Regions from separate parts of the Homo sapiens genome. Here region 2 is linked to region 1. The links are chromatin loops, found by intact Hi-C in ENCODE. Cell type or tissue: IMR-90. All regions are shown on one strand. Links, peaks and the distances in the headings refer to the core of each region. The heading gives the core; the rest is flanking DNA. Region 1 holds the start of LOC124904864 (a long non-coding RNA gene). Region 2 has its middle 11 kb from the start of SHLD1.

Region 1 (11,784 bases), core at 1,154-9,153:
TTTGAAGCTGCCAGAGTATTTTCTTCCAATACATGTTTTTTTTTTTTAATTTTTAATTTTTTTTTCTTTAACAATACAGATGGAGTTTCTCTATGTAGCCTAGGCTGGTCTTGAACTCCCGGGTCCAAACAATCCTCCCGCCCCAGCCTCCTAATTTTTAATGTTTATTTTGTGTAGAGACAGGATCTCACTACAGTGCCCAGGCCGGCCCAAAACTCCTCTGCTCAAGTGATGCTCCCACTTTATATGCCCAAAGTGTTGAGATTACAGGCATGAGTCCCTGTGCTTGACCCCAATACACGTGTTTTTATTTGTATTTTGTAATGTTGTCCTGTTTTAAAATATTTAATTTTACATTTTTGAGACAGGGTCTTGCTTTGTCTCCCAGGCTGGAGTGCAGTAGCATGAACATAGCTCACTGCAGCCTCCACCTCCTGGGCTTAAGTGATCCTCCCACCTCAGCCTCCCAAGTAACTGGGACCACAGGTGTGCGCCACCACCCCTGGATAATTTTTTTAATAATTTTTTTTTGAGACAGAATCTTGCTTTGTTGCCCAGGCTGGAGTGCAGTGGCACATCTCTGCTCACTGCAACCTCCACCTCCCAGGTTCAAATGATTCTTGTGCCTCAGCCTCCCGAGTAGCTGGGACTACAGGTGTGCACCTGTAATTTTTTTGTATCTTTAGTAGAGATGGGATTTCACCACATTGGCTGGGCTGGTCTCGAACTCCTGGCCTCAAGTGATCCACCTGCCTTGGCTTCCCAAAGGGCTAGGATTATAGTTGTGAGCTTAAATAATATTTGCAGAGACAAGATCTCACTATGTTGCCTAGGCTGGTCTCAAACTCCTGAGCTCAAGCAGACCTCCTGCCTCAGCCTCCCAAAGTGCTGGGTTTACAGGTGTGACCCACCATGCCAGGCCACAAGTGTTTTTAATTTCACTATCTATGAACACACAAAACAGCTGAAATAAAATGGCTAAATGCATGAGCCTAATATTTGTAGGATTTTAATTATTTTGTCAGGAATGAACTAATTTGGCACATTTCCCAGAAGGAGCCTGTGCTTGTAAATTGCATGTGGTTGCATGCTGAATTCTGCATCCCAATGTAAAAGACGGAGATCACCAAGGTCAGCCCTGATTTGCAGCCTTTGCTCTTTCCTGTCCGTGCTGGTTCAGGAAAACATTCATCATCGCGGTGACTTCCTTGTAACCTTTCCAAGTTCTTCACGTTCCTCATTTGTTCAGACTGGACAGTTCTCTGGTGAGAGTCTGGCCAGACATCTTGTCTCTTTAACCACCCAATGAGGTGTATCACCACCGGTTTCCTCCTTGCCTTCAGCCCTCTTAGTTGCTCACAAGACACACGTGGATAGGCAGCTGATACTTAAAAACTCTGATCTGGGATTCTTTCCAGAAATGCCTACAGCGGTCAGTGTGTAGAAATCAGCATACATTGAACAGGAAGCGATGAGGTGGGGGCTGTAGCAGTGGCCTCTGAAAGGACTGAGTTGAGATCCAGGATTGGCCTCTCAGTGACTTGTTTCCTTTTCCATGACTGCTTCCAGATTCCTGGGATGTGCTGCCCAGATTCCTCCTCGGGCTGGAAGGATTTCTTCTCTCAGCTGCTGGAAGTGTTGTAAGCTGATGGCTGATTGCCTCTCCAGGAACTACCCTCTTCTAAAAAAGGGGCCACCCACCCCACTCCAGGCTTTGCTTCCTTCCTGGGCATCCCACAGACCATACCTGGTTTGTGGAGGGGATGGGAGAAAGGCCTGGCCCCCTCACTCCCGCCCACCTTGCTCCAATGCAGGCACGTCTGAAGGGTCACCTGGCTGGCTGCAGCCCTTACTCTGCCTCGCAGCCCAGCTTCTCCCTGTGCCCTCTCTTGCTATCTGGCCTTCCCTTCCACAGGTGCAGGTCTTAAGGACACCCCCTAATAAACCTGCACATGAATGCTCTTCTCAGAATCAGCTCCTGGGATACAAATCTGCAACAACTCTGAACTTCCCAAAGGAAGTTCCTCCCCTATTTATGGAGTGCAATTTTGGAGTGATTTATTCCATACTCAGCCTCAGGTTTAAGGCATTAGGAAAAGCCAGCCTCTCCTCCTTCCCTGGGCCACAGTTATTTCTGAATCAGGGCAGTGAGACAATGAGAAGCCGGCTGAAGCCTTTCAAAAAAGTAGCTTTCCGGTAGGGCGCGGTGGCTCACGCCTGTAATCCCAGCACTTTGGGAGGTCAAGGTGGGCGGATCACGAGCTCAGGAGATCGAGACCATCCTGGCTAACACGGTGAAACCCCGTCTCTACTAAAAATACAAAAAAATTAGCCGGGAGTAGTGGCGGGCGCCTGTAGTCCCAGCTACTCAGGAGGCTGAGGCAGGAGAATGGCGTGAACCCGGGAGGCGGAGCTTGCGGTGAGCCGAGATCGCGCCACTGCACTCCAGCCTGGGGGACAGAGCGAGACTGTTTCAAAAAACAAACAAACAAAAAAGTAGCTTTCCTAATTTTCCAAAAGATCCACCAGAAGAGAAGTTTCTACATCATTGGATGTGAATGAGGAACGTGCATGGAGCCTTTGATGAGGAAAGACGCTTGCTGAGATCACAGCTGACCTGGGAAGGAGAAGGCGAGAAATAATCACAAGATTTGACCTACTGGCTCACACTACACCTGCCCAGCCACATCGGAAGACAGCCTTCCCCTGGATTTCCCAATTTGTGAGCCAATATGTTTACTCTTAGGCTAGTTGACTTCAAGTTCCCCATCTGTAAAATGGCATTAATGATACTGCAGCCTACCTTATGGGGATGTTTTAGAGAATAAACCATCAATGCATTCAGCACATAGAAAGTGCTCCACAAATGTTACTGATTTTTTTTTTTTTAAGACAGGGTCTTGCTCTGTTGTCCAGAATGAAGTGCAGAGTGTTGTCCGGGCTGGAGTGCAGTGGCGAGATCATAGCTCACTGCAGCCTCAACCTCCCAGGCTCAAGTGATCCTCCTGCCTCAGCCTCCTGAATGAGTAGCTAGGACTATAGGTGTGTGCCACTAAGCCTGGCTAATTTTTTGTAGAAATGAGGTTTCACTATTTTGCCCAGGCTGGTCTTGAACTCCTGGGCTCAAGCAAACCTCTGGCCTCAGCCTCCCAAAGTGTTGGGATTACAGGCATGAGCCACTGCACCTGGCCTGTTCCTGATTCTTATGGTTTTCAAAACCCATGGCTGATTTACATGATGAAAGAGAGTGTGTTTTCTTTAAGCATGGGTTCCTTGAAGGTACAAAGGTCTTTCTTTGACAATTGATACTTTCCTTCAGCCTGTACTTTGAAGTTTGATCCAGAGCTGAGGTTTTCAAACAATTTTAAAGCAATGACCTTTTATTATTTATTACTATTATTATTATTTTGAGACGGGTCTTGCTCTGTCACCCAGGCTGGAGTGCGGTGATGCAATTATGTCTCACTGCAGCCTCAGACTCCTAGCCTCAAGTAATTCTCCCACCTCGCCTCCTGAGTAGCTGGGACTCCTGGCACGTGCCCCCATGCCCATGCCTGGCTAATTTTTAAAATTCTTGTAGAGACAGCATCTTGCTATGTTGCCCAGTCTGATCTCAAACTCCTAGCCTCAAGCAATCCTCCTGCCTCGGCCTCCCGAAGTGAGCAGTGCCATTTTAAAAAATTGAAATCCTGGCCAGGCGCAGTGGCTCATGCCTGTAATCCCAGCACTTTGGGAGGCTGAGGTGGGTGGATCACAAGGTCAAGAGATCAAGACCATCCTGGCAGCATGCTGAAACCCCGTCTCTACTAAAAATACAAAAATTAGCCAGGCATGGTGGTGTGCACCTGTAGTCCCAGCTACTCAGGAGGCTGAGGCAGGAGAATCACGTGAACCCAGAAGGCAGAGGTTGCCGTGAGCCAAGATCGCACCACTGCACTCCAGCCGGGCAATAGAGTGAGATTCTGTCTCAAAAAAAAAAAAAAATTTGAAATCCTGTGTAGAAACTGTAGCTATGATATACATAATAATAATTTTTAAAAACGTATAAAGCACTTACCAGGTACCATGCTTAGCATTTTACTTACAGATTCTGTGTGTACACTTGCGTTATATATGAGTCACTGAAACCTCCCAACAACCCCATGAGGTAAGCACTATTATTATCTCTATTGTAGTTCTTAGGGAGCCTCTCCCTCTGCACTCACAAGAGTTCAGAGGATCTCATGTGGAATTTGATGACTATGACTCTCTATTTACTCTGAATAATGGATACCTTGAATCAGCTTTGGGTCACAAGACTTTTGTTAAAAAGCAGGAAATAGAATATATGTAGGACAAATAGCCCGAAGTAATAACTACACACACACACACACACACACACACAATATTCATTTTGGAGCTTTAGCTGGGTCTTTGTGTAGCTGACAGCAGTTGTTGAGAGGCACAGCAGCTCAGTCACAGACCTCTTTCATATTCCAAACAGGCTTGAGAAGACACAACTGGAAAGGGGAAAGGGGAAGGCAAATTAAGAAAAGGAATTAATATTGCCTTATACAGAAATGTGAAGGCCAGGCACAGTGGCTCACGCCTGTAATCCCAGCACTTTGGGAGGCTGAGGCGGGCAGATCACGAGGTCAGGAGATTGAGACCATCCTGGCTAACACGGTGAAACCCCATCTCTACTAAAAAATACAAAAAAAATTAGCCAGGCGTGGTGGCGGGCACCTGTAGTCCCAGCTACTTGGGAGGCTGAGGCAGGAGAATGGCGTGAACCCAGGAGGCAGAGCTTGCAGTGAGCCAGGATCACGCCACTGCACTCCAGCCTCGTGACAGAGCGAGACACCGTCTCAAAAAAAAAAAGAAATGTGAAATTGTATATTCATAGGGGAACAGAAACTGTGCAAATTATAGGGGGTGTTTGGAAAACATTTTACTTCCTCCATTTGCACTTAGACCGCACTGAGAATTTATGTTTGTCTTTAGGAGACTATGTGTGTGTGTTTGTGTGTATATGATCCTTCGGTTCCCTGGTGGGCAACTAAGAAATTAAGAGTCGTGCCTGAGCACAGTGGCTCACACCTGTAATCCCAGCACTTTGGGAGGCTGAGGCAAGTGGATCACCTGAGGTCAGGAGTTCGAGACCAGCCTGGCCAACATGGCGAAGCCCTGTCTCTACCAAAAATATAAAAAATTAGCCAGGCATGGTGGCACAAGCCTGTAATCCCAGTTACTAGGGGAGGCTGAGGCAGGAGAATTGCTTGAACTGGGGAGGCAGAGGTTGCAGTGAGCCGAGATTGTGCCACTGCACTCCAGCCTGGGCAACAAAGCTAGACTCTGTCTCAAAAAAAGAAATTAAGAGTTGTATCTGCAACTACACTGGTAGGAAGATTTGGAGTTAGGGCATCCACATCCACACTGGACTCTTTGATGAGATTAGGAATGCCAAGACTTCGAGAACTGTCCTGACCCCCTTGCCCCAAGGCATTACTCCAGACCTAGTAAATCAGTTTCAGGACCATGTCTTCTGCTCAGGGAGGGACATAGACAAGGACCCAAAACTAAGTCCTGTGGGCAGGGGCTGGGGTTTTGAATGGGCTATAGAGCTATGCATGGCAGTCAAAGAGGATGTTCGACAGGAAGTAGGAAGTGAGTTGGTGGGGGAAGATTTAGAAACTGAAGTGTGCCAACAAGAAAACCCAGTGAAGATTTGAACTTTTCAGATTTTCCTTTTTTTTTTTTTTTTTTTTTGAGACAAAGTCTCCATCTGTCACTCAAGCTGGAGTGCAGTGGTGCCATCTCGGCTCACTGCAACCTCCACTCCCAGGGTCAAGCAATTCTCCAGGCTCAGCCTCCTGAGTAGCTGGAATTACAGGCATGCACCACGATGCCCAGCTAAGTTTTGTATTTTTAGTAGAGATGGGGTTTCACCATGTTGGCCAGGCTGGTCTCAAACTCCTGACCTCAAGTGATCCGCCCACCTTGGCCTCTCAAATTGTTGGGATTATAGGTGTGAGCCAACATGCCCAGCCAGATTTTCCCTTTAACAAGAGGAAACTTCTTACATAGCCTAATTCTTATATGCTTTACTCATATATTTCGTACGTAGTTTGAGATTACCACAACCATTTAATGAAATCTGATACACTCACATACCTTGTGAATCATGGAGATTTGGGGGGATGGGACATGGGGGACAGGCTGAAAAATGGTGTGGCAGTCCAAGGCAAAGAAGTGAGAGACAGGCCTCTCAGGCCTAGGGAACTGGTGGGATCCAGGGTGTGGATGTCAAACAATCCTTCAGTGCCCTACATATAATTTAAAGTGCTGCGCTTCAGGAATCCAGAAAACTGACTATTGAGTTATAAGCATAATTGGGCCAGACTCAGTGGCTCTCGCCTGTAATCCCAGCACTTTGGGAGGCTGAGACAGAGGGATCACCCGAGGTCAGGGGTTTGAGACCAAACTGGCCAACATGGTGAAACTCCGTCTCTACTAAAAATACAAAAGTTAGCTGGGCATGGTGGCGCATGCCTGTAGTCCCAGGTTCTTGGGAGGCTGAGGCAGGAGAATTGCTTGAACCTGGGAGGTAGAGGTTACAGTGAACTGGGATTGTGCCACTACACTCCAGCCTGGGTGACAAAGTGAGTCTCTGTCTCAAAAAAAAAAAAAAAATTGGAAAGTTTATTTTGCAAAGGTTAAGGACCTGCCAGTAACACAGCCTCAGGAGGTCCTAATGACATATGCCCAAGGTGGTCAGGGTACAGCTTGGCTTTATATATTTTAGGGAGACATGAGATAACAATCAATACATTTAAGATGTACATTTGTTCGGTCTGGAAAGGTAGAACCACTCAAAGCAGGGGTTTCCAGGTCTTAGGTAGATAAGATGCAAACGGTTGCATTATTTTGAGTCCCTGATCAGCCTTTCGCTGAATACACAATTTACATGTGAGAGCAGGGTAGAGGAATAGTCACTTATGCCTTAGCCTGGCTCAGTGAATCTGCATTTTTCCATAAACAGTAGGGCAATTAGATACACATTTGTCTCAGGTGAGCAGAGGGATGACTTTGATTTCTGGCCTTTGTCCCACACCTGTGAAGATAGCTTTCAATTTACATTGCCAGGGTGAAATCCAACAGAACTATTTTAGAGTAAAGATCTTGAGGCTCACAGGGAATTTCTTTGTGGGCAAACTGCAAGGGAGGTATGTAGCTTTTTTTTTTTTTTTTTTTAAATCTTTGTAGCTATCTTATTTAGGAATAAAATGGGAGGCAGGTTTGCCTGACGCAGTTCCCAGGTTGACTTTTCCCTTTGGCTTAGTTACTTTGGCGTCACGAGATTTAGTTTGCTTTCGCATACCCAGGTCCATAACATCCAAGTGCATTTTTTGGTAGGGGTTGCTGCATGGCAGGATGTCAAGGTGGCAAGAGAGAAGCGTGGTGTGGGACGAGAAAGAAGGGGCTCCAGCTCAAGACGCCAGCAGCCAGTAGTGTCACTTCAGCCTCTTGGTGCCTCAGATTTATCTTCTTTACCATGAAAGGGTTGCAAATTTCACCATTAGAGATTCATTTTTGTATCCTAATGTCTTTCCTCCGGCTAAAATACACATACCAGCCAGGTGTGGTGACTCATGCCTGTAATCCCAACACTTTGGGAGGCCGAGGTGGGTGGATCACTTGAGGTCAGGAGTTTGAGACCAGCCTGGCCAACATGGTGAAACCCCATCTCTACTAAATATACAAAAATTAACTAGGCATGGTGGTGGGCGCCTGTAATCCCAGCTACTTGGGAGGCTGAGGCAGGAGAACTGCTTGAACCCGGGTGGTGGAGGTTGCAGTGAGCCAAGATCGTGCCACTGCACTCCCTCCTGGGCAACAGAGTGAGACTCCGTCTCAAAAATAATAATAACAACAATAATAATAATATTAAAGCAAAACCAGTTGTGATGGCTCAGGCCTGTAGTCCCAGCACTTTGGGAGGCCGAGACGGGGTTCAAAACCAGCCTGGCCGACATGGTGAAACCCCATCTCCACTAAAAATACAAAAATTAGCCGGGCATGGTGGTGTGCACCTGTAATCCCAGCTACTTGGAGGCTGAAGCACGAGAATCACTTGAACCCAGGAGGCAGAGGTTGCAGTGAGCTGAGATTGCACCACTGAACTCCAGCCTGGGTGACAGAGGGAGACTCCATCTCAATAATAATAACAATAATCATAAGGCAAAAAGAAAGGTCTAATCATTAGGTATTTATGCTAAAGTGAACTTATTCAAGAACAGGCTTGGATGGAGGAGAAAAGATAATTGGAAGGGATGTGGTGTAGACCTCTAAGGTGGAGGATGAGCACAGAAAGGGGAGGTCGCACAGACCAACGTAAATGTCTGGTGAGAACTAATCAGCTGAGTGAAAGAAAAATAAAGAGATTTGACAGTGTCACCTTTTCAAGAGAATAAGGAAGTAGAATCTACATACATGTCACAGCAGTAAGAGTTGAGTTTTACTAAATGTTTTTCTATTGATAAACAGTTGCTACAAAAGCACCCTTGGGTTTCTTCCTGGGTTGTGGTGTGAGTCAAATATACTTCAGAGTGGAAAAACTAATTTCTTTATTCCTTTTTTCTTTTCTCTCTTTCTTTTTATTTCTTTTTCTTTTCTTTTTTTTTTTTTTTTTTGAGACAGGGTCTCGCTCTGTCACCCAGGCTAGTGTGCAGTGGCGTGTTCTCAGTTCACTGCAACCTCAACCTCCCAGGCTCAAGCAATCCTCACACCTCTGCCTCCTAAGTAGCCACCATGCCAGGCTAATTTTATCTTATTTTTTTCTTGCAGAGACAAGGTCTCACTATGTTGCGCAGGCTGGTCTCCAACCCCTGGACTTAAGCAATCTTCCTGCCTTAGTCTCCCAAAGTGTCAGGATTACAGACGTGAGCCTCCATGCCTGGCCTAATTTCTTTCTTTCAGTTTTTCTCCCTAAAATATACAGTTGTTGTTCCTTTTCTTTTCTTTTCTTTTTGAGACAGAGTCTCGCTCTGTCACCCAGGCTGGAGTGCAGTGGCGTGATCTCAGCTCACTGCAACCTCCGCCTCCCAGATTCAAGCGATTCTCCTGTCTCAGCCTCCCAAGTAGCTGGGATTATAGGCACAAGCCACCATGTCAGGCTAATTTTTGTATTTTTAGTAGAGATGGGTTTTTACCATGTTGGTCAGGCTGGTCTGAACTCCTGACCTCGTGATCCACCTGCCTCGGCGTCCCAAAGTGCTGGGATTACAGGCCCACGCGTGAGCCACCACGGCCTCATTTTCTAATACAGTCATTCATTAAGAATGTAGGAGCCGGGTGCGGTGGCTCATGCCTGTAATCCCAGCACACTGGGAGTCCGAGAAGGGTGGATCACCTGAGGCCAGAAGTTCAAGACCAGCCTGGTCAACATGGTGAAACCCCGTCTCTACTAAATATACAAAAATTAGCTGGGCGTGGTGGCGGGCACCTGTAATCCCAGCTACTCAGGAAGCTGAGGCAGGAGACTCGCTTGAACCCGGGAGGCGGAGGTTGCAATGAGCCAAGATCACACCATTGTGCTCCAGCCTGAGCAACAACAGTGAAACTTTGTCTCAAAAAAAAAAAAAAAAAAGAACGTAGGAAAATTCTACTCTGTTTTATCAAAACTCCAAAACAAAAAAATTGGTCAATGATTTTTTAAAACAAAAATTTCAGGCCAGGTACAGTGTCCCAGGCCTGTTCAAGACCAGCCTGAGAAACATGGTGAAATCCTGTCTCTGCAAAAAATAAAAAAAATAGCCAGATGTGGTGGTGCAGGCCTATAATCCCAGCTACTTGGGAGGCTGAGGCAGGAGAATCACTTGAACCCGGGCTGTCAAGGCTTCAGTGAACCTAGATGGCACCACTGCATTCCAGCCTGGGCAACAGAGCGAGACCCTGTCTCGAAAACAACAACAACAAAAAAGTTGAATTAGAAGTCATAGGTTTTTGGCTGGGTACAGTGGCTCATGCCTGTAATCCCAGCATTTTGGGAGGTTGAGGTGGGTGGATCACAAGGTCAGGAGTTCCAGACCAGCCTGGCCAATATGGTGAAACCCTGTCTCTACTAAAAATACAAAAATTAGCTGGGCGTGGTGGTGCGTGCCTGTAGTCCCAGCTGCTTGGGAGGCTGAGGTAGGAAAATTGCTCGAACCCGGGAGGTGGAGGTTACAGTGAGCTGAGATAGCACCACTGCACTCCAGCTTGGGTGACAGAACAAGACTCCATCTCAAAGAAAATAATAATAATAATAATAATAATAATAATAATAATAGTAATAATAGAAGTGATAGGTTTTTGTTTGTTTTTGTTTTTAGACAAGAACTTACTTTGTTGCCCAGGTTGGAGTGCAGAGGTGCCATCTCAGCTCGCTGCAACTTCTGCCTCCTGGGTTCAAGCAGTTATCGTGCCTCAGCCTCCCGAGTACCTGGAATTACAGGCGCACGCCACCACACCCGGCTACTTTTTATATTTTTGGTTGAGATGGGCTTTCACCATGTTGGCCAGGCTGGCCTCAAACTCCTGGCCTCAAGTCATCTGCCCACCTCGGCCTCCCAAAGTGCTGGGATTACAGACATGAGCCACTGCATCCAGCCTAGATTTTTTTCTTTTTTAAGTGAGAATGTTGGAGGAGGTGATCCCTCAGGTCTCTTCCAGCTCTGAGATATTTTGTTTTGTTTTGTGTCTTGCTTTACTTTCTGGAAGTGACAGTGTTTGAAGGAGGCCCATGCCTGTGGGACCAAATTAAACAGAGCTCAGAGCTGGCCAATCTGTCTGACTCATTGAGAACAGAAGCACACACCCTGTTAGCATTTGTTGAGCAATGAAGACAGAGTTGCGTCTTGTGTCTCCTGTCTCATAGCATTTCTTAAGTTCTTTCAGAATTTCACCAGACACTGAATTCGAGATAGAGCTGATGTCGTTTTTTTTCTTTTTTTTTTTTTGAGATGGAGTTTCGCTCTTGTTGCCCAGGCTGGAGTGCAGTGGCGCCATGTCGGCACACTGAAATCTCCTCATCCCGGCCGGGTTCAAGCAATTCTCCTGCCTCAGCCTCCCAAGTAGCTGGGACTACAGGCACCCGCCACCACACCCGGCTAATTTTTTGTATTTTTAGTAGAGACGGGGTTTCACCATGTTGGCCAGGATGGTCTCAAACTCTTGACCTCAGGTGATCCACCCGCCTTGGTCTCCCAAAGTGCTGGGATTACAGCATGAGCCACTGCACCTGGCCAGAGCTGGTGTAATTTTCTACATAGAAGTTAAACTGGGTAACTCAGTTCAGAGCCCAGTACGAACAACCCCTTTAGAAGCAGCCAATCTGGAGGCAATATAGGTCATAAAAAAAAGAAAAATAGAAGCAGCCAAGAAAATGGCCTTAGCAGCTACAGCATGCTTGGACAGTTTAGGGAAATCTCTTAGCCCAGTCATGATTCTTATGGTTAAAACAACGACAGCAACAAAAATATTTCTCTTGATATTCTTTTAAAAGTTTTCACTGAGTCCTGAATAGAGACTGTATTAAAGTGGCATGAGAAAATGCAAAAGCATTTCAGCTCTACCTCAAGCTTTCTTCCTTATAGAAACAAATATAAACAAACAACTAACCACATTTCCTCCTCAACGTTTCCTCAGGGACAGATGAGCCTGGGAATTTTGCCCTTTATGGTATCTAGTGACTCACTTTTCTTTTTTTTTGAGATGGAGTCTCGCTCTGTCGCCCAGGCTGGAGTGCAGTGGCATGATCTCTGC
Region 2 (11,784 bases), core at 2,560-10,559, 85 kb before region 1:
TCGGCAGGCTGAGGCAGGAGAATCACTTGAATCCAGGATGCAGAGGTTGCAGTGAGCTGAGATTGCACCACTGCACTCCAGCCTGGCAACAGAGCAAAACTCCTTCTCAAAAAAAAAAAAAAAAAAGACAAAAAAAAAAAAGACATCTTAGTGCTTTTTCAATCATGCAGTAGTCTAAAGGCATAATTAAACAGTAAGTTGACAGCCAAGAAGAAAAAATATCAGATGGACTGTAAACTCCTTTTTTTTTTTTTTTTTTTTTTGTGAGACGGAGCCTTGCTCTGTCGCCCAGGCTGGAATGCAGTGGGGCAATCTTGGCTCACTGTAACCTCTGCCTCCTGGGTTCAACCTATTCTCCTGCCTCAGCCTCCCAAGTAGCTGGGATTACAGGCGCGAAGCCACCATGCTCTGCTAATTTTTGTATTTTTAGTAGAGACGGGGTTTCACCATGTTGGCCAGGCTAGTCTCGAACTCCTGACCTTGTGATCCACCTGCCTCAGCCTCCCAAAGTACTGGGATTACAGGTGTAAGCCACTGTGCCCGGCCGGTGATAAAGATTTTTATGTGCTTACAATGCTGCCTATCTTCAAGTTTGTTTTTTTTTTTTTTTGAGCTAGAGTCTCATTCTGTCGTCCAGGCTGAAGTGCAGTGTACCATCTTGGCTCACTGCAACCTCCCCCTCCTGAGCTTCAAGCGTTTCTCCTGTCTCAGCCTCCCTAATAGCTGGGACTACAGGTACGTGCCACCATGCCCTGGTATTTTTTGTAGATTGTAGAGAGGGTGTTTCACCATGTTGGCCAGGCTGGTCTCAAACTCCTGACCTCAGGTGATCCACCTGCTTCAGCCTCTCAAAGTGCTGGGATTACAGGCACGAGCCACCACGCCTGGCCTGGGCAATGACTCTTTGAAGTGATTCCAAAAGCATGGGCAACAAAAGCAAAAATAGACAAATGGGATTACATCAACCTAAAAGCTTCTGCACAGCAAACCACAAAGTGAAGAGGCAACCTACAGAATGGGAGAAAATATTTGCAAACTATGCATCTAATAGGGAGTTAATATCCAAAACACATAAGGAATTCAAACAACTTAATGGCAAGGAAAGAAATGACCTGATTTTAAAATGGCCAAAGGATCAGAATAGACATTTCTCAAAAGAAGACATACAAATGGCCAATAGATGTATTAAAAAAGTTCAACATCATTAATAATCAAGGAAAATCAAATTAAAACCACAGTGAGATATTACCTCACACCGGTTAGAATAGTTGTTATCAAAAAGACACACTGTAGGCCGGGCTGGTGCAGTGGCTCACGCCTGTAATCCCAGCACTTTGGGAGGCATAGGCGGGTGGATCACATGAGGTCAGGAGTTTGAGACCAGCCTGGCCAACATGGTGAAGCCCTGTCTCTACTAAAAATACAAAAATTAGCCAGGAGTGGTGACGGGCACCTGTAATCTCATCTACTCGGGAGGCTGAGGCAGGAGAATTGCTTGAACCCAGGAGGCCGAGGTTGAAGTGAGCCAAGATCATGCCATTGCACTCCAGCCCGGGTGACAACAGCAAGACTCCGTCTCAAAAAAAAAAAAAGACAAAAAAAGAAAAGACAAGAGGTAACAAGTGCTAGTGAGGATGGAAAAGGGAACCCTTGTACCTGTTGGTGAAAATGTAAAGTAGTATAGTCATTTTGGAAAGCATTATAGAAAATCCTCAAAAAATTAAAAATAGAACTATCATAAGATCCAGCAATCCCACTACCAGGTATATATCCAAAGGAAAATAAATCACTACCTCATAAAGATATCTGCACTCCCATGTTCTTTGCATCACTAGTCACAATAGCCAAGACATGAAATTGACCAGGCTGGGCACGGTGGCTCACACCTGTAATCCCAACACTCTGGGAGGCCACAGTGGATGGAACGCTTGAGGTCAGGAGTTTGAGACCAGCCTGGCCAACATGGTGAAACCCCGTCTGTAATAAAAATACAAAAATTAGCCGAGTGTGTTGGTGCATGCCTGTAATCCCAGCTACTCAAGAGGCTGAGGCTGGAGAATCACTTGAACCCGGGATGTGGAGGTTGTAGTGAGCCAAGATCACGCCTCTGCACTCCAGCCTGGGCAACAGAGTGAGACTCTGTCTCAAAAAAAAAGAAAGAAAGGAAGAAAGAAATCAGTCTAAGTGTCCATCAATGGATAAACTGATAAAGAAAATATGGTATATACAAACAATGGAATACTATTTAGCCATAAAAGAAAACTCCTGTCATTTGCAACAACACGCAGTGAACCTAGAGGACATTATGTTAAGTGAAATAAGCCAGTCACAGAAAGACAAATACTGTGTGATCTCACTTAAATGTAGAAACCAAAAAAGTTGATCTTGCAGAGGTAGAGAGTAAAATGGTGGGCCAGGCATGGGGGCTCATGCCTGTAATCCCAGTACTTTGGGAGGCTGAAGCGGGCGGATCTCCTGAAGTCTGGAGTTGGAGACCAGCCTGGCCAACATGGTGAAACCTTGTCTCTACTAAAAATACAAAAATTAGCTGGGCATGGTGGCATGCACCTGTAATCCCAGCTACTTGGGAGGCTGAGGCAGGAGAATCACTTGAATGTGGGAGGCAGAGGCTGCAGTGAGCCAAGATTGTGCCACTGCACTCCAGTCTGAGCGACAAAGCTACACTCCATCTCAAAAAAATAAAAATGAAAAAAAGAGGAGAGAGAAAGTAAACTGGTGGTTACCAGGAGATGAGGTGGTTGTGAGGAGGACAGTCTGGAGAGATGATGGCCAAAATTCCAGTTAAATAGGAGGAATAACTTCAAGAGATCTGTTATACATTGTGGTGGTGATAGTCAATAATACATTGTATTCTTGGAAAATGCTAAGAGGGCAGATGTGAAGTGTTCTTACCACAAAAGTGAAAACTATGTGAGGCAATGCCCGTGTTAATTAGCTAGATTTAGTCATTCCATAATGTATGTGTATTTTAAAACATCATGTTGTACATGGTAAATATATACAACTTTATCTTTCAACTTAAAAAGCATATTAATAGAAACATCTCACTGTCAAAGATGTAACAATCACTCAGTTTTTTTTCTCTTTTTGAATATCCACTTGTTTTTTTGACAAATACCTTTGAGTGGATTTTTTTTTTTCCGGATACGGTCTCACTCTGTTGCCCAGGCTGGAATGCAGTGGCATGATTAGAGCTCACTGCAGCCTCAACCTCCTGGGCTCAAGTGATCTATCACCTAACACACCTGAGAAGCTAGGATTACAGGAGTACATCACCATGCCCAGCTGATTTTTTTTTTTATCATTTTTTGTAGAGACGAGGTCTCACTATGTTGCCTAGGCTAGTTTCAAACTCCTGGACTAAAGCAATCCTCCTGCCTCAGCCTCCCAAAATGATGGGATTACAGGCCACCACACCGGACCTCTTCATTTTCCAATCCTGGCAAGTGTATTTCTCAATGCTCCTGACTGCAAAGGTCTTTAAAAGCATTAGACAAAACCCAGTAGGTCTAAGGAAAAGAAGGAGGGTTTAACTACACAGTAATGTGAAAGACACTCTAAACACATACTGGAGCCACATACAAATCAGGCAAGGTCAGATGATACCCATATTATGTAAAGAGGTGCTTCCCGCAGAGCTGCTGTGGAGAGATGTCATGGTCAATTTGTTAGATGGGACAGGCAAAGTTCCAAGACATTGCATGAGTATGCCTGGAAAGACTGTGGTCCAAATACAGTGGTTATCTCCAGAAAGCAGGATTGGGTGGGGCTGGGTCAAGAGAGGACGCTATCATTTCTTACTTTATAAACCTCTATGTTTTAGATTGTTTTGAATTTTTTTTTTTTTTTTTGAGACAGGGTCTCATTCTGTCACCCAGGCTGGAGTATAGTGGCTTGGTCTTGGCTCATTGTAACCTCTGCCTCTTGGGTTCAACCTATTTTCTTGCCTCAGCCTCTGAGTAGCTGGGATTACAGGTGCGCACCACCATGCCCAGCTCATTTTTTTGTATTTCTTAGTAGGACAGGGTTTCACCATGTTGGCCAGGCCAGGCTGGTCTCAAACTCCTGACCTCAAATGATCCTCTTGCCTCAGCCTCCCAAAGTGCTAGGATTGCAAGCATGAGCCACAGTGCCTCGCCTTTTGTTGTTGTTGTTGTTGTTGGGGGCAGAGTCTTACTCTGTCACCCAGGTCAGAGTGCAGTGGCACGATCTTGGCTCACTGCAACCTCCGCCTCCCAGGCTGAAGTGATCCTCTCACCTCAGCCTCCCGAGAAGCTGGGACTACAGGCACACACCACTAGGCACAGCTAATTTTTGTATTTTTTGTTGAGATGGGGTTTCACCATGTTGTCCAGGCTGGTCTCGAACTCCTGAGCTCAGCGATCCAACTGAGTATCCCAAAGTGCTGGGATTATAGGCATGAGCCACTACACTCGGCCTGAACTTTTTTCTTTTTTTTTTTTTTAATAACAAGCACATACTAATTTTGTAATTCAAAACAATTATAATAATGTTAATAATAGCTAAACTTGGTAGAGGGTTCCAGAACTGTAATAAGAGCATGATTTACATGAATTTCTTTATTTACTCTTCACTACAATGCTGTGATTAAGATATTGTTATTCCCTGGGTTCATTCCCCAGCACCTCTTAAAAAAAAGATACTATTATTATGTCCCTTTTACAGATGAAGAAACTGAGGCAGAGAATGTATTAATAGATAAGCCGTGACAGAGCTCATATGTGGCAGAGTTGGCTAAAAAGATATTAAAATACTAAAACTGCAAAGAGCCGGGCGTAGTGGCTCAAACCTGTATTCCCAGCACTTTGGGAGGCCGAGGCGGGCGGATCACGAGGTCAGGAGATCGAGACCATCCTGGCTAACACGGTGAAACCCCGTCTCTACTAAAAATACAAAAAATTAGCCTGGCATGGTGGAACGTGCCTATAGTCCCAGCTACTTGGGAGGCTGAGGCAGGAGAATCGCTTGAACCCTGGAGGTAGAGGTTCCAGTGAGCCGAGATAATGCCACTGCACTCCAGCCTGGGTGACAGAGCAAGACTCTGTCTCGAAAAAAAAAAAAAAAAAACTGCGAAGAGTGCTATTATCTGAAAATGAATAACAATTACTATTCCCAATCTCAGAAAATAATTTGAAAGTTAGTATTAATTGAAGAAAAAAATTGAACCAGAGCATGTTGAACTCATTAATTATTAAATCATTAAAATAGATACAGCAGACAACCCTGTACTGAATAGCTGTGACCCAAATCCTCTGTGTGTTTTAGAAACATCTCTCATGTGTGTTATAACAACCCCAGTGTCAGAGTGCCTCGTTGCTAAAGTGGCTTTCTTAAAGCCCAAGCCATGGAAAATCACTAATAAAAGCATAAATGAAAGAAAAATGTGTAATTAAGAAACTCAGATGCCCCAACTCAATTGAAGTAGAAAATAATCTGAAGACATCGCTTTCCTTAGGCTTATTATCTTTAATTGGCTTCCTCCTTTGTTGTGGATGGCCATATAGACTCAGGAGAGAGGCAAAGTGCTAACTTCATGTCTCCTGCAGGCCGCAGCACCAGCTCCTGGGGCTCCTGTTGTTCCTGTTCTATAAAAAGGAGGCAGCCGGGCACGGTGGCTCACGCCTGTAATCCCAGCACTTTGGGAGGCCGAGGCGGGTGGGTCACCTGAGGTCAGGAGTTTGAGGCCAGCCTGGCCAACATGGTGAAACATGGTCTCTACTAAAAATACAAAAATTAGCTGGGTGTGATAGTGGGTGCCTGTAATCCCAGCTACTCGAGAGGCTGAGGCAGGAGAATTGCTTGAACCTGAGAGATGGAGGTTGCAGTGAGCCGACACCATGCCACAACACTCCAGCCTGGGTAACAGAGTGAGACCCTGTCCCCCCCTAAAAAAAAAAAAAGGAGATAATAAAACCTTTTCTCTGAAAGAGAAAAGCACTTAACCTGCTGTCCACTAATAGTGTCTAGTTGTAAATACTCATTATCAGTAAGTCCTTACAACTGACTGAAGTCAGCATACTTTTCAGAAAAACGGTGAGCCAGATGTTTCTAAACTTCCAAAGGGCAGAGCCAGGCTCTCAAAAGGATGAAGTGGGTGGCTACCCACTAATACCCACAAATTACCTGATTCCTATTTAACAGGTAATTTGAACAGCACAGGGTAGAACATCCTGCCCAAAGTATCTTTTTCACTCTACGTACTTGCAGTTCCACCATTAGAAATGCATTCCTGGACAGATGTGGTGGCTCACGCCTGCAATCCCAGCACTTTCAGAGGCCGAGGCAGGTGGATCACTTGAAGCCAGGAGTTGGAGACCAGCCTGGCCAACATGGTGAAACCCCATCTCTACCAAAAAATACAAAAAATTAGCCAGGCATGGTGGCACACGCCTGTAGTCCCAGCTACTCAGGAGGCTGAGGCAGGAGAATTGCTTCAACCTGGGAGGCAGAGGTTGCAGTGAGCCTAGATTGTGCCACTGCACTCCAGCCTGGGTAACAGAGTGAGACTATCTTAAAACAAAACAAAATGAAATGCATTTCTTTGAGTCCTGTGGAGTCCCCCTTCAAAATGCAAATACTTTCACATCAGCTCTCTGCATAGGCAGTAAGTTTGAAGCTGGGTTATTAGAATGATGCCTAGAAGTCTCTCCCAGAGTCAGGGGGTATCGGAGGCTTCTCAGGAGGGAGACACAGACCTTCTTGCCTAGAACCAGCCCTATGGATCTAAGGGCTGGAAGACTTCCAGGTCAACATAACCCACAGAAACAAGCCCACGCTGACAATCTACCTTCAAACAGCAAGGAAATCTCAACTCTGGCTGGGTTCTCCCTGACATCACATCCTTCCCTACCTGAAAACAGCAGTTTCCCAACAAACAGCAGCTACCCATCAAAGCAGACCAGTGACTCCATAGCAGCTTTTCGGTCTTCTGGTGCACAGCCCTGCAGACCCACAGAGCTGGGGCTCTGGCAGTACTTAGATGCAGACATAGCTTTCCAGGCAGGACACCTGAGACTTTTCCTTCCTCTGAACCCCAGAGGACTGGCTTTTTTTTTTTCTTTTTAATAATATTGTCATTACAGATTTGCTAATCTTTTCTATGGAGCATTAGTCAGTATTCTGCTCTCATTAAGGATGCCAAGGTCCTAATGCCTTTTCCCCTTTACAAAATAACTTAGCCATGTTCACATTCTCTTAGCATGTAATTTACCATCCCCTAAGGCCCAAGGCCATTCTTATGAGCCCTGGGCATGAGGAGATTTTCTTTTTTTTTTTTGGGATGGAGTCTCGCCCTGTCGCCCAGGCTGAAGTGCAATGGCGTGATCTCAGTCATGGCATGAGCCACTGCACCCAGCAGAGGAGATTTTCATAACAGGAAACAATTCATGTGTATTTAATCTGCAGATTGCATGGAGTGGGGGTGGGGTTGTGGCAAAGAAGGAACAAACAAATTGCAAATGTTTAGATATCTTCTGCACCCACAGCCACTTCAGACGTAGACAATCTGCGTCCTACCCTCTTCAGAGAATCATCTCAGAGATTAATAGCATTAGGACTTTGAACTCTGAGCAAGGGCTTAGTCACCCAACCATGTTGCAAAAAGTAGTGAGAGTGTCCTCTGAATTAAGGTGATAAGAAAAACTTACCACCAGCCTTCCCCTAACAGTTGTCCGTAATGTCCCTTTCAGAAACTTCTGAGTTTTTCTACCTCTCTCTGTGTCTGATGTTGCTTACTTGTTTTACTTGACAAACTTAATGAATTGAACATACTTTTAAAATTTGTATTTATTTTGAGACAGGATTTCACTGTGTCACCCAGGCTGGAGTGCTGTGGCACGATCATGGCTCACTGCAGCCTTGATCTCCCACGATCAAGTGATCTTCCTGCCTTAGCAGTCCACCCTATTCTCCCTCCCCACTTCCCACCAAGTAGCTGGGAATACAAGGCATGTACCACCATGCCTAGCTACACAGGGAGTTTCACTGTGTTGTCCAGACTGGTCTTGAACTCCTGGGCTCAAGCAGTCCTCCCACCTCAGGCTCCCACAGTGCTGGGATTACAGGCGTAAACCACCATGCCTTGTCTATGCTTTTTTTTTTTTTTTTTTTAAGATGGAGTCTCGCTCTGTTGCCCAGGCTGGAGTGCAGTGGCATGATCTCGGCTTACTGCCACCTCTGCCTCCCAGGTTCAAGCTGTTCTCCTGCCTCAGCCTCTCTAATAGCTGGGATTACAGGTACATGCCACTGAGCCCAACTAATTTTTATATTTTTAGTAGAGACAGGGTTTTGCCATGTTGGCCAGGATGGTCACGAACTCCTGACCTCAAGTGATCCACCCATCTCAGCCTCCCAAAGTGCTAGGATTATAGTTGTGAGCCACTGCACCCGGCCTATGCTATTTTTAGTAGTAATTAAACTGCTTTTTGCTGACCATCCCTTCATTTCTTTCCTCCTTATGGATCTGTAGGGAAAAAGTTCCCATAATGACAAAGTCAAATTAGAAGGGACTCCTTTGCGTGAGAAGACAATAAAAAGTCAAATAACTCTATTCTCAAGAACTGCCAGGGAAAAGTCACTCATAGGGACAACAACTCCTTTGTAAATTCATCCTCACCAGCTGCACTCACTCAACAGAGTCTGGTCTTTTAGCCAAATACAGGCTCCTCCCCTCCACCAGGATTATTTTAAATTTCCCTCTTCTCCTTCGCAGCTGTTGACTTGCTTCCTCATGCAATTAAACATCCAAACCCATCCAGATCTGGGCCACCTGCTCCTCTTTCCCTTCGTTTAGCACCAAAGTTGATGACAGTCCCTTTTTGTCTTCCTATGCCCTATCCTCTGTCCCAGCATGTTCACAGGATACTCACTCTGTTCATTTTCTTCCCTTCCTTCTCCTCTCCTCTCCTCCCCTCCTCTCCCCTTCCTTCTCTTCCCTTTTCTTCCTTTCCCTCCCCTTCTCTTCCTTTCTGTTCTCCAGCCAATTTCTCCCTCTCAACTTGTTCAATAGACAGATAAGGGGATTAATCCCTTTATCCATAACACATGTAATACATGTTGCAAATTATTTCCTCCAAGTCATTTACCTGTCTTTTGACTTTATTTATGGTGGGGTTATTTTTTAGTTTGCTTATTGTACTTTTTGTCATGCAAAATTTCTTCATTTTATTGTGTGCGTGCGTGTGTGTGTGTGTGTGTGTGTGTGTGTGTGTGTGTGATTTTTTTTTTTTTTAAGACGAAGCCTTGCTTTGTCACCCAGGCTGGAGTGCAGTGGCGCGATCTCGGCTGACTACAACCTCGGCCTCCCAGATTGAAGCAATTCTCCTGCCTCAGCCTCCCAAGTAACTAGGATTACAGGCGCCTGCCACCATGCCTAGCTAATTTTTATATTTTTAGTAGAGATGGGGTTTCACCTTGTTGGCCAGGCTAGTCTCAAACTCCTGACCTCAGGTGAGCTGCCTGCCTTGGCCTCCCAAAGTGCCAGGATTACAGGTGTGAGCCAACATGCCTGGCCTCTTCTTTTTAAATTATCACATTTATTAATCTTTTATTACATCTCAACTTTGAGTTAGAAATACCTTTTTCCACCCACAAGATATAAAGGAATTCATACGTTTTCTTCTATAAAACATGATGGCATAGTTATTGATAGCACTATGAAAATGATGCAGTACCAAAAATAAGTGAGAAATAATTTGTGGGATTTCCACTGCAATTTAATCAGAAGTAAAATATAAACAGAGATGCCCCAGAGGCAAATTTGGTATGCCTTTGATCAGAGATTTGAACAAGCAGAGCTGATGCCAGGTCAAACCATGAGTTAGGTATTCAAAAAGACCCAGAGGAAGCTGAAACAGGGAGTTGAGAAAGACATAGGCATCTGGAATTGACAGAATATAAATGCAGGTGAGGCTGACCACGAGAGCAGGGAGAACGGACAATTTCGGATTAGCTTCAGTTACATATAACAGAAAACTTGTGCATGTAGATTTTTTCTTCATGTAAAAAAATCAGCACTGGACCAGGGGCAGCTGGTCCAGTGCTGATTACAGGCTTCATTATCATACCAGACTAAGATTTCTTCTATCTTGTTTCTTTGCCATTTAAACACGTGGTTTCCCCTTCATGACCCAAAGCAGTTGCTTGAGTTCAAGCCATTGTGTCTGCATTCCAGCCAGGGGGAAACAGGAAGAAAGAATGATGGTCATGCCTGCCCCTTTAAGGACTGGTAATCAAATCATGTACAAAACTTCCAGTTATATCCTTTTAGTCAGAACTTTGTCATGTGACCACATCAAACTTGGAAGACAGGCTTAGAAATGTAATCTTTACTCAAGGAAGCCATGTGCCCAGTTAAGTTAGAATGAATAATAGGGTTCAAGTAACAGTCTCTGCCCCAGCATATAATCAGAAGAATTAAAAGAGGAGCTGTGTCGCAGGGAATGAAATTTGGAGAAAATTCATAGATTGAGCCAATCTTCATATTTCTAGTCCCCACACCAAGACTGCTGAGTACTACACAGCTGCAGTTAGTGGCCACGTACGTGACCACTGACCCTCAAGCAGACCCTGGCACCTCGGTTAATTGTGCACTGGTACCTGGTCAGCTCCCTCTTCCAGTCCCATGAAGCCTGCTTTAAACCTTCACTATCTTCTAAAGCCATTGTCTTCCTCCTTCTCTGACCTCTGCCAACCCGGACAAATGGATGCTTTCAGGCATGAGGTACCTCAGCTTCCCATCTTCCTATCTACAACCTTATCTCCATCATTCTCCCCTACAACACCTATCTTCTAGGGTTTTTGTTTTTGTTTTTAGTTTTTTTGAGACAGTCTTGCTCTGTCGACCAGGCTGGAGTACAGTGGCGCAATCTCGGCTCACTGCAACCTCCGCCTCCTGGGTTCAAGCAATTCTCCTGCCTCAGCCTTCAGAGTAGCTAGGATTACAGGTGTCCACCACTATGCCTGACTAATTTTTGTATTTATAGTAGAGATGGGGTTTTACCATGCTGGCCAGGCTGGTCTCGAACTTCTGACCTCAGATGATCCTCCCACCTCAGCCTCCCAAACTGCTGGGATTATAGGTGTGAGCCACTGCACCCAGCCTGTAAAGTCTTAATTACTTAGAATGCCACCCCCCTTCGTGGTTTTCTTGATCTGGTCCCTACCCACCTCCCCTTGATTGAGTAGGTCTAGGATGGGGCACAATGATTTGTGTTTCTTTTTTTCTTTTTCTTTCCTTTTTTTGAGACAGAGTCTCACGCTGTCGCCCAGGCTGGAGTGCGGTGGCAGGATCTTGGCTCACTGTGAACTCCGCCTCCCGGGTTCACGCCATTCTCCTGCCTCAGCCTCCCGCGTAGCTGGGACTACAGGCGCCTGCCACCATGCCCCGCTAATTTTTTGTATTTTTAGTAGAGATGGGGTTTCACCGTGTTAGCCAGGATGGTCTCGATCTCCTGACCTCATGATCCGCCCGCCTCGGCCTCCCAAAGTGCTGGGATTACAGACGTGAACCACCGCGCCCTGCCAATAATTCATATTTCTAATGAGCTGTCTGATGATGCTGATGCCGCCGATCCGCTTTGTGAGTAGCATTGGTACAGTCCTTTTCCTTCAGAACATTTGTCTCCGTTTGTAATGATAGATCCCTTCCATTCCTTAATTAAGTGGTTCTCAAACATTAGTGTGCACCAGAATCCCCTGGAGGGCTCATTAAAACATAGGTCACTGGCTTCCACCTCCAGAATT

The links. A loop is a pair of places that touch in the nucleus more often than their neighbours do. Peaks named below come from ENCODE experiments on the same cell type or tissue, not always from the same donor. Only the 100,000 strongest peaks of a DNase experiment are listed, where the experiment ranks them.
Region 2: it touches region 1 in a loop (2.6-fold over the local background); 7 of 110 quality-filtered maps call a loop at or near these places.

What each region holds. Positions count from the first base shown.
Region 1 is chr20:5,647,201-5,658,984 of GRCh38, reverse strand. LOC124904864 (a long non-coding RNA gene) reads left to right here and starts at 1,417. Exons shown (of 2, transcript XR_007067511.1): 1 at 1,417-1,640; 2 at 2,521-2,855. RefSeq lists enhancers at 1,440-1,940, 1,941-2,441, 5,741-5,840, 8,142-8,191, 8,222-8,301 and 2 more. In IMR-90, for the core only: no CTCF peak of the experiment used is centred there; DNase peaks (open chromatin) are centred at 1,414, 4,234 and 6,104; H3K27ac peaks cover 3,781 bases.
Region 2 is chr20:5,733,238-5,745,021 of GRCh38, reverse strand. No RefSeq gene overlaps it. Among named protein-coding and RNA genes, the nearest start is that of SHLD1, 11 kb to the left of the region's middle. In IMR-90, for the core only: no CTCF peak of the experiment used is centred there; DNase peaks (open chromatin) are centred at 3,671 and 7,551; H3K27ac peaks cover 2,421 bases.